Regions from separate parts of the Mus musculus genome. Here region 2 is linked to region 1. A link is a loop called in an ENCODE intact Hi-C map of the cell type or tissue named here. Cell type or tissue: heart. All regions are shown on one strand. Links, peaks and the distances in the headings refer to the core of each region. The heading gives the core; the rest is flanking DNA.

Region 1 (2,921 bases), core at 295-2,794:
CCCAAAACGAGGCAAGCACAACTTCTACAGTAAATTCTAGCTGCCTCCAGGCGAGATTCTTTCTCTGGAAAAGACTTGAATGATTCATATCTCTGTATTCTATTTGATTGCTAGAAACCCCAAAACACACTCTTCATTAGAATTGACTGCAGGAGATAAAGGAGATCTGAGTTCAAGAAAGACTTAGTCTCCCCTCCCCCTTAAACTTCTCTCCCCAATCTGCCATTTATTGGCTCACAATAGGATGGTTTAAAAATAATTCCTCTAAAACTGACAATTAACTTAAACATTTTTTTTAAAGGACATTTAACACCTCCTATGTGCTAGGCCTGGGCCAGGGAGTCAGAGGCACATAGTTCCTTCTGGTAGAGAGCAGTGGAGCTCAAAGTGTCTGTGCATGCCATGCAGTAGCTCCTGGGGACCTGCTGAAGATGCAATCGGAAACTGTAGGGGGTGCGGCTCAGCAGTCTTTGTTTAAACAAGCCCTCTGGATAGTCAGGGTGATATACTCGGGGACTGAAGACTACACACACACACACACACACACACACACACACATCCAGCCTCCCTGCTCACTAATGGCACAGCTTGGGAACAAGACACAATCTTCGCTTCACCCCTGATATAAGTGATTGAAAGTGGAAATCGGTCTGTGTTTCCTGAACAACAAAAGCAGCAAGCCCAGCCCTGCCCCTGGGCCAGCAGCAGAGCTATGTGTGCTCCGGGCTTGCCTGCCCTAGTTTATCATACAGATAAGACGACACATGGAAATCACTTGGAAGGGTTAGTTCCTGTGGGTCTGGAGTCTGTCTTGGCAAGGCCTCACTCAAACCCAGTCTACCAGCCTGAAGCCTGCGCCAGGGCTGCTGTGGGAGGTGTCTGAGAAACGCCTGAGCTATCAGTCCTCTAACCACATCAGAAGAAAATTTCTCTTCATCCTCAGATAACACTTACCGCTTGTCAAGAAAAGAGAGAGAGAGAGAGGGATAGGCTGAGAACTAACAAATCTAAAAGTGTTTAGTGATATAAGAATTTTCCTATCCCCAGAAGTCCTGACAGCCACCAAGTTAACCCTTTCAGCTTTATATGGTACCTAATATATGGATATATAATATATAACAATAGATTATATATTACATATACACCATTAATATAACTATACATAATATATAATTATATAAATTATACCATATGTAATTTAGTTTATGTGTGTGCTTTGCCTGTATTTTGTATGTGTGTCACATGCATGTCTGGTGTCCAACGAGACCAGAAGATGTCACTAGATCCTCTGGAACTGAAGCTACAGAGAGTTGTAACCTGGGTGGTTGTTGGGAACCAAACTTGGGTCCTGTGTAAGAACAGCCAGTTCTCTTAGCCACTCAGCCATCTCTACAGCCCTCCTATGGAATTTTAAAAGTATTCTCATCTACCCTTCGCTGACCTTTCCAATTCCCACTTCCCGTCATTTAACCCGATTCAATGTGGACTTGGTAAGTCCCTGCCACACAAAGTGACTGTGAAGGAGAACTGAGGCTTGGTGCCTGCCCTCAAAGATCCACAGTCAATCAAGTAACCAACCAGGAGCAGGAAGTACACAGAGCTAGGTGCAGGAATTCAACAAGAAACATAACTTAACTCATGGAAGGAACGTCTGCTCTGGGGGTGGGGGACAGGTACAAAGCAAACGTGGCATGGACCGTGAGGAAGTAAGGAGTTCATAGAACAAAGGGCAGGTGACCCCAGGAGCAGAACCCCAGCACCGAGAAAAAGGCAGAAGGAGAGAGGGGGAAAGAATGAATAGGGGAAGAGGGAGGGAGGGAAATGGCCATACACGATACAGAGATTTATCTGAAAATGACGGCATATCTTGAAAAAGTCCCACATACCTGGCAGGGGGATCATTTGATACCAGGAGTTTCCTCCACCATATATGAGATGCTGTCTCAAAATAAATTAGAACCAACAAACGAACCAGGCATGGTGGCAGACATTTGTAATGCAGCTATCAGGAAACTGAGGTAGGAGGATTGCGTGGTAGAAACCAGCCTGGGCTATTTAATGTGTTCAAGGCTAGCATGACCCCTAACAGAGTCTTACAATCATGCCCATCTATTTATTGTTGCTCACAGTTTTGTCAAGAGGGTAGTTTTCTGGCTGGGGTTGCTGGGACTCCCTTGCACTCTCTCCCTTCAGCTGGAAGAGAAGCTGTGGGCTGCTGTGGGCTGCACTCAGCTGCGGCCCTGAGAGAGAGGGCCGGGCCCTGTTATCCGTGGGGTCTCAAGTCCTTACTTTATCTGCAGTTGCTCAGCATTCACAAAGGCACCGTGTTTTCTTACACAGTGGCGGGGCATCCCAAGACTATAAAGGCTGAAGCTCTTCTGCAAGGCCCATCCTTGGAGGTTACACTGTGTCTTCCGTCAAAGGTCACTAGTCCATCCATGTGGACATCAGTTGACTGGAGACCACACAATTAGAACAGTAGACACTCAGAGGCTTAGTGCCACGTGAGTGGAGAGGAACAGGGATTTGAGATAGATAAGAATTATATATATATATACATATATATAAAGAATTAATTATATAATATATAAGGTATATATTATATAATATATAGATAAGAATATATAGTATATAAGATATAAGATTATAGATAAGACATATTATATAATACAGATAAGAATTAATTATATAATATAATAAATGATATGTGTATTATATTAATATAATTACACACATATATACATATATAACTATATACATATATATCTATATACATATCTATCTATCTATCTATCTATCTATCTATCTATCTATCTATCTATCTATCTATCTATATAAAATTGTTGTCTGTAGCAAGCTCACTCTAGCAGTCTATGCAAAGTGCTATTAGCTAGCAGGTTGCAACTATAGCTGATGGATGT
Region 2 (2,921 bases), core at 276-2,775, 310 kb after region 1:
TGGGTTAACCACCGAGGTGGGAAGACCCACTCTAAACGTGGATGGCATCATCAAATAGTCTGAGGAACAGGGAGAATGGGAGCTGAGCACCAGCGTCCATCTCTTCTTTCCGACAGCAGACGCAGTGTGGCCAGCACCCTCGTGCTCCTGCTGCCATGACGGACTGTATCCCCTTGAACCAAGAGCCCAAGGCAGCCTCCCTCCCTTATGTTGCTTTCACCCTGTATTTTTACCACAACAAGAGACTTGGCTAGTGCAGTCTCCCTCAAAGCTATCTCCACGGTGGTGCTGGCGGTTTCTGTCCGCCGTTGTCAGTCACGCTTGCATTTGGATCTCCTCCCTGCTTGGTGGTCTGAAAATGACCCTCTCCCAAATTACCTCAAGAACTCCATGCAGTAGGCCAAACACGGCCTGAACATGGTTAAGTAAGTGTCTGACTTCAGTTTGTGTATAGAAGTAAGTACTGGAGCACTATTACCTAGACTAATACATGCCAGATAGTTACTGTGAGATTGCACATCTGCCAAGCACTTAGCTTGGTGTCCAGGTGACTTGTAGCCCACAGGAGCCCTTATTTTTTGTATTACCATAATCAAGTACAAGGTAAAATAGTACATTTTCCCCCTAGAAATACAAAATAGGGAGAAATATAAAGATTTGGGGAATTTACATAAGATTATCGAAATTACCATTTTGAGCAGATGTGAATTTTATATGTATGAGATGGATTTTTTTGTCTTCTCCCAGCTGCTGGTGTCCGTCAGTCCAGTTCATTCCCTAAAAGTCAGGCAGCTGTCAACAGCTCTTTCTAGGAGACTCTATCGCTTATTTCTTCCCCTGGCTCTTTCTGTATCTGTTGTGTTCTCCAGTCTTGGCTCTCTTCTACCACCTGGGCTTCCAAGATTCCACTCTCCAGGCACAGAGACCCCCGGTCACTCCATTTCATGAAGACTGACCAAACTTCTCTCACACAGTCACTCATCCCCAATGTCGGAGCCCCCAGTGGTCGATGGCAGTTCTTGTGTGATGAGCCAAGCCCGGCTCTTGGGTACCTCAAGCACTCTGTGAGCTTTTCTCAGACTGAGTGATGAGGTGGGGCTGTTTGTCCCTTGTCTTCAACAAGCTTGTGGCCCTCCTCAAAAAAAAAAAAAAATCAGCAGTTTCCTTCTGTTTTCTGACCCAGGGGAACAATCAGATCTTTCTTGCTCCTTCTGCTTCTCAGTGAGGGCAGGACAAAGGCATCCGGGTAGGCGCTGTTTGCCTCGCAGTTGACACCAACTGCAGATTCCTGTCAAATGTCGACAGGAAAGTGTTTTTCCCCAACCAGAAGTCATCTTAAGGTTGGTAGATTAATGTTCTTGAAATGAAAATCTATTAAATACTAACGTATATCTGTATATAAAAATTGTTTAGCAATTTCAAGATGATATGTGCCAGAGGAGATAAATTGAACACAGCCCATCTTTAGTGGCTTGAAAAGCATCCAGTAGCTAGCATGGTCCAAATGTGTGTGTGGCGGGGAAGGTAATTAAAGCGTAGAGGAATGGATCTGCTGGCTTGCTGCTTCTCCTTCTAGTGGGGACAGATTCTTAAGGCAAAAGGAGAATCACACGCATAGCAATGTGGCACTGGGTCATAGTGCCAGGACACAAATACACTGGTTTTCCAGGCTTGCGTCCAGTTAGTCAAGGCCTGGAGCCAGAAAATCTCTCACCATCCCAGAATAGTCCCAGGAAGGTCCTTGGACATCGCCATTTAAACGATGGAGGTCAAACGATGAGCTGTAGCTTAGGTATTGGGCCGGCTCTCACCCTTCTGCCTTAACGGCTGTCGTCCATCCCTGTGATTGCTTCAGCTACCATCCATCCTGTGATTGCTCTCTGCCAATCTGACAAGGCTGGGGAGCAGCCAGTAGCTAGGTAGATTTTTGTGGCTAAACGGTGTGATTCTGAAGCCAGGAATCTGCCTCCTCCTGCCTCTGGTCTTGGAGCTGAGTCAGGCAGTAAGGCTAGTTTGGATGGAGTTCTTGGTGAAGGGGACGCCAACTCCTGGCTTAGCCTCACGCACACCCTTCCGTGTGCTCATTCATTCCCTTCCAGGACTCTGTTTTTGTTTGTTTTCATCCTTGAAAAACTGTTTCCAGTGGAAGGATGGAAGACCTATCTTCCGAGCTGTAACCAAAGGGACAGAACGCACGAGTCAGAAAGCACATTCGCCAGCAAGGGTGTGTTTTAGGAGCAAACCTCTGATTCTATCTGGGCTGGTTAAGACTGCCAACTTTGAACTCATTTCCTTGGATGTAATGCCATTAATACAGAAATAACAAGCATTCAGGATGGAGAAGCCAGACTTGGGTTCATTAAACCAGCTTTGGGAATTTCCCTTGATTACAGATAGCCTTTGTGTGCTACAGAGCTCAGAAAACTTTATAGAAAAATAGAAGGTGCCTGGTACATTACCACTTTTAAATTCATTTTTTAAAAATAGCCCCTTCTTTCTCTTGGTGCATATAAAGAGTTTTAAGTTGAGTTTCAGCCTTCTTGACACTCTCTCTCTCTCTCTCTCTCTCTCTCTCTCTCTGAACATTTAGCTAGTGGTGGCTTGATTTGGGTGAATAGTATGCATTTAAACTAAGCGTTTGAGCATGGATTGCATAGATGATGCATTTATTTTAGAACGACATTTGTTTTCCACCCTGAATGGCACTCTGAATGGCTGGCTGCCTGGCTGGGGACAGCACGGTCTTGGCTGCTCTGGGGCTGACTGAACTGCCTCCTGCCCTGAAGGATTCCAGGAAGTTCTAACCTTCTGCAGAATAATGAACAGTTGGTCCGGGGCAGAAAGGGAAGAGAAATGGCAGCTTGGATTGTTTCTGCAGTGAACTTGAAAGTCTCAGTACTTAGTTTCTTCTTCTGGGTCAG

What was found. Hi-C counts contacts between places; a loop is a spot of excess contacts. Peaks named below come from ENCODE experiments on the same cell type or tissue, not always from the same donor. Only the 100,000 strongest peaks of a DNase experiment are listed, where the experiment ranks them.
Region 2: it touches region 1 in a loop (3-fold over the local background); 35 of 42 quality-filtered maps call a loop at or near these places.

The regions. Positions count from the first base shown.
Region 1 is chr5:66,703,028-66,705,948 of GRCm38, forward strand. No RefSeq gene overlaps it. Among named protein-coding and RNA genes, the nearest start is that of Uchl1os, 28 kb to the left of the region's middle. In heart, for the core only: a CTCF peak has its summit at 1,266 (motif pointing right); a DNase peak (open chromatin) is centred at 834; H3K4me3 peaks cover 397 bases; H3K27me3 peaks cover 1,138 bases.
Region 2 is chr5:67,009,450-67,012,370 of GRCm38, forward strand. The region is part of intron 13 of Limch1 (LIM and calponin homology domains 1); the gene reads left to right. Among named protein-coding and RNA genes, the nearest start is that of Gm33040, 11 kb to the left of the region's middle. In heart, for the core only: no CTCF peak of the experiment used is centred there; a DNase peak (open chromatin) is centred at 1,702; H3K27me3 peaks cover 1,779 bases.